Linked DNA regions of Homo sapiens: region 1 is linked to region 2. Evidence: read pairs that join two places in POLR2A ChIA-PET (ENCODE). Cell type or tissue: B cell. All regions are shown on one strand.

Region 1 (5,000 bases), 120 kb after region 2:
ATGGTGGCTCATGCCTGTAATCCCAGCACTTTGGGAGGCCAAGGCAGGCAGATCACTTGAGGTCAGGAGTTCAAGACCAGCCTGGCCAACATGGCGAAACCCTGAATCTACTAAAAATATGAAAATTAGCTGGGAGTGTTGGTGCGCACCTGTAATCTCAGCTACTCGGGAGGCTGAGGCAGGACAATTGCTTGAACCTGGGAGGTGGAGGTTGCAGTGAGCCGAGATTGCACCACTGCACTCCGGCCTGGGTCACAGAGCAAGACTCTGTCTCAAAAGAATAAAATAAAAAATAAAGAGACTGCCTGTTACTATCACAGGTAATGTTGGCTGCTGCAGCATTTAAATGGCATATTGATATTCAATGTTATCTTGCTAGCATGTTGCCATGATATCAGTATGTCTTCCCTTACTTCACCTATGTAGCTGCCCTACTGGAAATTTTTGAATTGGGAATTTTGAGGTTTCTACATTATGAGTAATTTTTCAGTTGACCTTTAAAAATTTATACTTTTTAAAGGAGGGCATAGGGATTTAAGATATCATTCTAAAAAGAAAAAAGAAGTTGTATTAGAAAAGAGCTGAAGAGTCTCGGTTGAAGTACTTAGAATGCTAGAATTAGAATTCAGTAGTTTAGTATACAGTTCTTTATCAAGTTATTGTAAATACTGACATTCTCAGGTATTTATAAATTTTTGTTTTTAATATTATAGCTGAAGAAATAAAAAAGCTACGGAAACAACTGGAAGAAATCCAAAAAGAAAATGGCCGATATATTGAATTACTGAAAGCTAATGACATATGCTTATATGATGACCCGACAATTCACTGGAAAGGAAATCTTAAAAACTCAAAGGTCTCTGTTGTTATTCCTAGTGACCAGGTTCAAAAAAAAATTATTGTTTATTCCAACGGGAATCAGCCTGGTGGAAACAGCCAGGGAACAGCTGTTCAGGGGATAACTTTTAATGTTAGTCATAATTTACAAAAGCAGACCGCCAATGTGGTGCCAGTACAGAGGACTTGCAATCTTGTGACTCCTGTATCTATTTCTGGAGTTTACCCTTCTGAAAACAAGCCATGGCATCAGACCACAGTTCCTGCATTGGCTACCAACCAGCCTGTTCCTCTTTGTCTTCCTGCTGCCATTTCTGCTCAGAGTATTCTCGAGCTTCCCACCTCTGAAAGCGAATCAAATGTGCTTGGTGCCACTAGTGGCTCACTGATTGCTGTTTCAATTGAATCTGAGCCTCACCAACATCATTCTTTGCACACATGCCTAAATGATCAAAATTCTTCTGAAAATAAGAATGGACAAGAGAACCCCAAAGTATTGAAGAAAATGACCCCTTGTGTTACAAACATCCCCCACAGCTCCTCAGCAACTGCCACTAAAGTGCACCATGGAAACAAGTCCTGCCTGAGCATACAGGACTTCAGAGGTGATTTTCAAAACACTTTTGTTGTTTCAGTTACCACCACAGTCTGCTCGCAGCCTCCCAGAACTGCAGGTGATTCTTCTCCAATGAGCATTAGTAAGAGTGCAGACTTGACAAGTACAGCTACAGTGGTGGCATCATCTGCCCCTGGAGTAGGGAAGGCCACCATTCCTATAAGCACTCTTTCGGGAAACCCTTTGGACAATGGTTGGACTCTTTCTTGTTCTTTGCCTTCTTCAAGTGTTAGTACTTCAGATTTGAAAAACATTAATAGCCTTACACGAATCTCTTCAGCTGGAAACACACAGACAACGTGGACTACTTTGCAACTGGCAGGAAACACTATTCAGCCCTTAAGCCAGACACCATCTTCTGCTGTGACTCCAGTATTAAATGAGTCTGGTACTAGCCCCACCACAAGCAACCACAGTAGATATGTGGCTACAGACATCAACTTGAATAATTCCTTTCCAGCAGATGGGCAGCCAGTTGAGCAAGTAGTTGTAACATTGCCTTCTTGTCCATCTTTACCTATGCAGCCACTAATTGCCCAGCCACAAGTTAAATCTCAGCCTCCCAAAAATATCCTTCCACTGAATTCAGCAATGCAAGTGATTCAGATGGCTCAGCCAGTTGGGTCAGCTGTTAATTCAGCTCCAACTAATCAAAATGTTATAATTCTTCAGCCACCTAGCACCACCCCATGCCCAACAGTGATGAGGGCAGAAGTTTCCAACCAAACAGTAGGTCAACAGATAGTAATCATACAGGCTGCTAATCAGAATCCTTTGCCACTCCTCCCTGCTCCACCTCCTGGTTCTGTTCGACTCCCCATCAATGGAGCCAATACTGTAATAGGGTCTAATAATTCAGTGCAAAATGTTCCAACACCACAGACTTTTGGAGGAAAGCATCTTGTCCACATATTACCAAGACCTTCATCTTTATCAGCGTCTAACTCAACACAAACTTTTTCTGTTACCATGTCAAACCAACAGCCTCAAACCATTTCTTTAAATGGACAGCTCTTTGCTTTGCAGCCTGTGATGTCTTCATCAGGAACTACAAATCAAACCCCTATGCAAATTATTCAACCCACCACCAGCGAAGATCCAAATACCAATGTTGCCCTGAATACATTTGGTGCTTTGGCCAGCCTCAATCAAAGCATATCACAGATGGCTGGGCAAAGCTGTGTACAATTGTCTATTAGCCAGCCTGCCAATTCTCAAACTGCTGCAAATAGTCAAACCACTACAGCTAACTGTGTTTCATTAACAACAACTGCAGCACCTCCTGTGACAACAGATAGTTCAGCCACACTAGCTAGTACTTATAATCTAGTGAGTACTTCCTCAATGAACACTGTTGCTTGTTTGCCTAACATGAAATCTAAAAGGTTGAATAAGAAGCCAGGTGGCAGGAAACACTTAGCAGCAAACAAGTCAGCGTGTCCCCTGAATTCAGTCAGAGATGTGAGCAAGTTAGACTGCCCCAACACTGAAGGCTCAGCAGAGCCACCCTGTAATGATGGACTGCTAGAAAGCTTCCCTGCTGTGTTACCATCTGTCTCTGTGTCTCAGGCAAATAGTGTGAGTGTTTCTGCTTCACATTCTTTGGGTGTTCTAAGCTCTGAATCATTAATACCTGAGTCTGTATCGAAATCTAAGTCAGCAGAAAAGTCCAGCCCACCCTCCCAAGAATCTGTAACAAGTGAACATTTTGCAATGGCCGCAGCAAAATCCAAAGATTCTACCCCTAATCTACAACAAGAGACATCTCAGGATAAACCACCAAGTAGTTTAGCATTATCAGATGCTGCCAAACCCTGCGCTTCAGCCAATGTATTGATTCCATCTCCAAGTGATCCTCACATTTTGGTTTCTCAGGTTCCTGGTTTGTCATCTACAACAAGCACTACAAGTACTGACTGTGTTTCTGAGGTAGAAATCATTGCTGAACCTTGCAGAGTTGAGCAAGATTCATCAGATACAATGCAAACCACAGGTCTCTTAAAGGGGCAAGGTTTAACTACATTGCTATCTGATCTTGCTAAAAAAAAAAACCCTCAGAAATCATCTCTTTCTGATCAGATGGATCATCCTGACTTTTCTTCAGAAAATCCTAAAATAGTTGATTCAAGTGTGAATTTACATCCCAAACAGGAACTATTACTGATGAACAATGATGATAGAGATCCTCCACAGCATCATTCCTGCCTCCCTGATCAAGAGGTTATTAATGGTTCTTTGATCAACGGTAGACAGGCCGACTCTCCCATGTCAACCAGCTCTGGCAGTAGTCGTAGTTTCTCAGTTGCATCCATGCTTCCTGAAACAACAAGAGAAGATGTGACCAGCAATGCAACAACTAATACATGTGACAGCTGTACCTTTGTAGAGCAAACTGATATAGTAGCTCTTGCAGCAAGAGCTATTTTTGACCAGGAGAACCTTGAGAAGGGGAGAGTTGGCCTCCAGGCTGATATAAGGGAAGTTGCTTCAAAGCCTTCTGAAGCATCATTGTTAGAGGGAGACCCACCCTTCAAATCACAGATACCTAAAGAGAGTGGCACAGGACAGGCAGAAGCAACACCAAATGAATTTAATTCTCAGGGTTCAATTGAAGCAACTATGGAGAGGCCCCTTGAGAAACCAAGTTGTTCTCTAGGAATTAAAACATCAAATGCATCTTTACAGGATTCAACTTCTCAGCCACCAAGCATCACCAGTTTAAGTGTGAATAATCTTATCCATCAGAGCAGCATCAGCCATCCTCTGGCCAGCTGTGCGGGTTTATCCCCAACTTCAGAGCAAACAACTGTGCCTGCAACGGTTAATCTGACCGTTTCATCTAGCTCCTATGGCAGTCAACCTCCTGGACCATCTCTGATGACTGAATATTCCCAAGAACAGCTAAATACTATGACTAGTACCATACCAAATTCACAGATTCAAGAGCCACTCTTAAAGCCAAGCCATGAAAGCCGTAAGGATTCTGCTAAGCGTGCTGTCCAAGATGACCTTTTACTGTCTTCAGCTAAACGTCAAAAGCACTGTCAGCCAGCCCCCCTCAGGCTTGAAAGTATGTCCCTGATGAGCAGAACTCCAGACACCATTTCTGACCAAACTCAAATGATGGTCAGTCAGATCCCTCCTAATTCTTCAAACTCAGTTGTGCCTGTTAGCAACCCAGCTCATGGAGATGGCCTTACACGATTATTTCCACCTAGTAACAACTTTGTGACTCCTGCATTGAGGCAAACTGAAGTTCAGTGTGGTTCTCAGCCTTCAGTTGCTGAACAGCAGCAAACCCAGGCAAGTCAGCATCTACAGGCCCTGCAGCAGCATGTTCCAGCTCAAGGTGTATCTCACCTTCATAGTAACCATCTCTACATAAAGCAGCAGCAGCAGCAGCAGCAGCAGCAGCAGCAGCAACAGCAACAACAACAAGCAGGGCAGTTAAGAGAGAGGCATCACTTATATCAAATGCAGCATCATGTACCTCATGCAGAGAGCTCTGTCCACTCTCAGCCCCATAATGTCCACCAACAGAGGACTC
Region 2 (5,000 bases):
ATAAGCCAAAAAAGGATGCCATTGTTCCATTACCTTATTAAGTACTTAAGAATTAAAAATTGCAGGAGGCAAGGGGAGGGAGAGCATTAGGACAAATACCTAACGCACGTGGGGCTTAAAACCTAGGTAACAGGTTGATAGGTGCAGCAAGCCACCATGGCACATGTATACCTATGTAACACACCTACACTTTCTGCACATGTATCCCAGAACTTAAAGTAAAATTTAAAAAAATTTTTAAAATAAAATAAAAATTGTTTCCAGGAGCAGTTTACTACACAGTTTCACAGAATATTTTTTCCTAAACTCTCTGATGTTCTTTTGCCTTTTCTCTAAAGGTTCTTGGGTTTAGTCTGTCCATCCTGAAGACCCTTATGATCATTGAGAGGACAATTATTTCTCTGCATGGCAAAAGATACTGATAACCTTTTAATGACCTGCCAATGAAATCAAGCTCAAACACCAAGTTCTTGGGGGAGAAAAAAGAGGCACAGTGACTGACAGTCTTCATTTGCGTAAACATCAAAAAACTGTCATCACCACTACTCTAACTAGAACAAGAAAAAGACTATATAGCATGAGGTTTTAAGGATAATACATCACTGACCAGGTTTTACTTAGAGAAACTGTGACTGTGAATCACATTGTGTAGTGGGAGTATTCAATAACAAAACAAATACTGGCGTAAGATTTATTATTTAAAAAGCAGCACTCCATGTTTTGGCAGAATGGACATAAAGTTTGGGTCCTAAGACTTCTTTCCCACAGGTAGTTAATAATGTGACACTTAAAATAACCATTCAAAAAGTTTCATAAATGCAAAGGGCAAAAGCTAATATTGCTGAGAAATGCTCTGAGCGTTTGAATTATTAAAGTTCAAAGCAAATTAACATTTACTGAATGCCTGCTATATGCAAGGTATTACATATTAAAAGCTATAAACTTCATAGTTTATTTACCTCAAATTTAACAAAAAATTAAGACATATAAAACTGAACACTGGTTGAACATTTACATAATTATAAACAGGATATCACAAAGTAGTACCTCAATAATTATAAAATTTAGATAATCAATGCTAGATGAGCCCTTATGACAGAGATTCTACTTCGGTCTTATAGTCACTATGAGATCGCCTAAGGACAAACAGAATTTATGCAGGTAAACAGAAAGTTGTATATTTCTATGTAAAATATTTTGAAAAGACATTAATCAAAGTTAGATATCCTTATTTTGAGATTATGATGTATTACTTACCAGGTCCTGAGACCCCATGCACATAACCAAATGTGCTTTCTTTATCTTCATCGAGTATTTTGGGTAGCTTGGAAAAATCCATAATGTTAGTTTACCTATAGTAAATAAATAAATAAATAAGTTATAATTATAAACCGTAAAGCAAAAGACCCAAAATATAGGTAGTCCACTAAGATGAGACCACTCTCATCTTTGGTGTATTCTTGAGTTATTATACTTCTTCAAAGTAGAATAAAAAAATTCCTTTTCTTAATTTAAAAAAAATTTTTAAGAGGCTCTCTGTCACCCAGGCTGGAGTGTGGTGGTACAGTCATAGCTCACTGCAGCCTCAGACTCCTGGACTCTAGCGATCCTCCTGCCTCAGCCTCCCAAGTAGCTATGACTACAGGTGTGTACCACCATGCCCAACTAGTTTTTTGTTTGTTTGTTTGTTTGTTTTTTTGAGACAGAGTCTAACTCCACCACCCAGGCTGGAGTGCAGTGGAAGGATCTCTGCTCACTGCAACCTCTGCCTCCCGAGTTCAAGCAATTCCTGTGCCTCACCCTCCAGGGTAGCTGGAATTACAGGTGCACGTGACCATACCTGGCTAATCTTTGTATTTTTAGTAGAGACAGGGTTTTGCCACGTTGGCCAGGCTGGTCTCAAACTCCTGACCTCAAGTGATCCACCCACCTCAGCCTCCCAAAGTGCTGGGACTACAGACGTGAGCCAGCCACTGAACCCAGCCAAAATTCCTAAAATGTAGTTAAAAGTACCCTATTCCTGGATGCTGGATGGTTTTATCACAACTGAATTATATCTCTATGTGAGGTATTTCATAGGAAATATCGATAACTATAACAAAAAATGTGAAGTCTTTTCAATAACTTATCCACCCCCACAACAAGCCCATCCTCAATGACCTCTCTGACTTATCCAGCTACTCTTTCACTTAATCATGCTGCAGATACACACTGAACTCTTTGTCAGCTCTCAAAAACACAAGCACATTCTACCTCAGGGCCTTTGTACAGGTTGTTCCCTCTGCTTAGAATGTTATTCTCCAAGGTATCTGCTCCTACACCTCCTTCAGGTCTTTTTTTCTAACACAGTCTGTCTCCGTCGATTTGGCAGGAGTGTAATGGTGTGATCATGGCTCACAGCCAACTCAACTTCCTGGGCTCAAGAGATCCTCCCACCTCATCCTCCCTAGTACCTGGGACCACAGGTGTGTCCTACCACACCTGGCTAATTTTATTTTCTGTGAAGACAGGATCTCAGTATTTTGCCTAGGCCGGTCTTAAACTCCTGGACTCAAGTGATTCTCTGGCCTTGGCCTCCTGAAGTGTTGGGATTACAGGTGTGAGCCACCATGTTCAGCACTCCTTCAGATCTTTACTCAAACATCACCTTCTCCATGAGGCTTCTCTGTCCATTTATTTAAAACTGCAACATCCTTCCTCCTTCCCTATTTTATACCATAGCACTTTTCACAATGTAACAAATGATATATTTTACTCTTTAAAAGTATTTATTTATTACCTATCTTTAAATTTTAACTATGAGTGTTTTTCCTTTTTTCTTTTAGTGGAACACACAGAATAGTTTAAGAAATTCATTTCAACCTCTTTGTTTATTGATATACAATTTAAAAAACAGGAACTATCCAAGTTCACATTGAAAACTGGTAACAGATGCCAAAGGAGAAAGTTTATTTGTGACTGCTGATCTACCTTAATAACTATTACCAATTTAATGAGGGAGATGAAATACATGTACACATGAAAAGCTAAATAATGTCCAAAATTAACCACAAAGAGTCATAGATCAATAAGTGATAAAGTACCAAATAATATACCCTTATTTACTAAAAGTTCAAAGATTAGAATGTTTAGAGAAGATACCTTGAAGGTCAGGTAGAATTTGCACACAGTAGAAAAAGAAAGGTAGCAAAGACACTGCAGAGGGTAGCGGGGGTGCCAATAACAAAAGAATGGAGAAAAACATTCAGGAATAGTGAACAGACCAGCCTGACTGGTATAAAGACTATATTAGAACAGCAGTGAGAAATAAGGATGTAAGGGTAAAGACTGATTTGTGGATCTTGAACTGACTGCCAAAATAACAAGTGGACTTTATCCTATAAACACAAGGAAATCACTGAAGATTGAGGGAGAACTATTATGAGAAGAATGGTGTTCAACTACTTTAACAGAATTAAAGTAGGGGAGGCAGGATAAGTCGAAGAAGCTCTGGAAATACGTAAGGCTTGAATGTCAATGGAATTCCATTTATTATATGTTTACAGAGCTTTTGAAGCTTTAAATAGCTATATAGCAAAACAAAATGACTTAAATGCTCAATTGAGGTGCAAACACCACCTTGGGAGCACAGGAGAAACTGATTCCAACTTGCAGAAGTGTACACCAATGTGGATGAAATATAGTGAACAGGGAGCTGTAAAGTAAGTTTTTGTTTTTGTTTTTTTGAGACAAGTTCTCGCTGTCACGCAGGCTGGAGTGCAGTGGCGTGATCACGGCTCACTGCAGCCTTGACCTCCTGGGCTCAAGTGATCACCTCAGCCGCCCCCGTCCCCACCCCACCCAGTAGTTGGCATGACAAGCACACGACACCACATCCAGCTAATTTTTACATTTATTGTAGAGACAGGGTTTCACCATGTTGCCCAGATTGGCCTCAAACTCCTGGGCTCAAGTGATCTGCCTGCCTCGGCCTCCCAAAGTGCTGGGATTACAGACATGAGCCACCGCGCCTGGCAGAAATTTATTAGGATTTTTGGCTTCCTGAAAATACAGTAGAAGAAGCCATTAAGAGCAGGCATGGGACTGTAAAACATTGGAATCTAAAGAGACAGAACAAGACGTTCTAGAAACTATGAGATAATACGGGGGAAAACAGAAAGAAGATTTAAAGACAAACATATTTAATTGGACAATAGGTTGGGAAAAGTCTTCAAAGAAGTAGTGAACAAGTGAATGAGGTGAAATTTCAATCTTCAGAAAATCAAAGATTTTCAAAATCAGAGAAGAAACTGACAATCATACACAGTCTAAGTTCCTCCCCACATATGGGTATTTCCTCTATAGCATTCATGATACATGGTCATCTGCCTATTAAAGTGGAAACAGCATGAGATCTTGGGTCAGCAGACTTGGGATCACATCCTGGTCCTACCAATAACATGCTGCAGAACATCTTGGACAAATCAAAATCTCTTAATATCTGCATTTGAAAAACAGTAATAATGCTACCACCTACCCACCAGACTTGCGATTGCATTACAAATTTCCTTAAATGTTCCTTGTGTCTGGGTGCAGTGGCTCATGCCCATAATTCCAGCACTTGGGGGGGCCGAGGTGGGCAAATCACTTGAGGTCAGAAGTTCGAGACTTGCCTAGCCAACACGGCAAAACCCTGTCTCTACTAAAAATACAAAAATTAGCTGGGTGTGGTGGTGGGCGCCTGTAATTCCAGCTACTCAGGAGGCTGAGGCAGGAGAATTGCTTGAACCCGGGAGGAGGAGGTTGCAGTGAGCCAAGACTGCACCACTGCATTCCAGCAGGGACAACAAAAACAAAACTCCATCTCAAAAAAAAAAAAAAAAAGTTCCTTGTGAAATGTAATACGCTTACAAAAATGTCATCAGTTACACTATTTGAATATAGGTCCTGAATTTGGAAAAAGCCATTCTGTTTTTAGAAATACTATCTCACATCCAACCTAAATCTACTTCCCTTAACTT

The links. ChIA-PET counts read pairs that join two places held together with the same protein. Peaks named below come from ENCODE experiments on the same cell type or tissue, not always from the same donor. Only the 100,000 strongest peaks of a DNase experiment are listed, where the experiment ranks them.
Region 1: POLR2A ChIA-PET joins it to region 2 with 5 read pairs; 4 of 35 experiments call an interaction of 5 or more read pairs at or near these places.

Annotation. Positions count from the first base shown.
Region 1 is chr3:113,657,139-113,662,138 of GRCh38, reverse strand. It overlaps USF3 (upstream transcription factor family member 3), which reads left to right. Exons shown (of 7, transcript NM_001009899.4): 7 at 714-5,000. Among named protein-coding and RNA genes, the nearest start is that of USF3, 37 kb to the left of the region's middle. In B cell, no CTCF peak of the experiment used is centred here; DNase peaks (open chromatin) are centred at 1,108 and 2,738; H3K4me3 peaks cover 3,122 bases; H3K27ac peaks cover 5,000 bases.
Region 2 is chr3:113,775,093-113,780,092 of GRCh38, reverse strand. ATP6V1A (ATPase H+ transporting V1 subunit A) reads right to left here. Exons shown (of 15, transcript NM_001690.4): 2 at 1,258-1,352. The coding sequence starts at 1,339. Among named protein-coding and RNA genes, the nearest start is that of ATP6V1A, 31 kb to the right of the region's middle. In B cell, no CTCF peak of the experiment used is centred here; no DNase peak of the experiment used is centred here.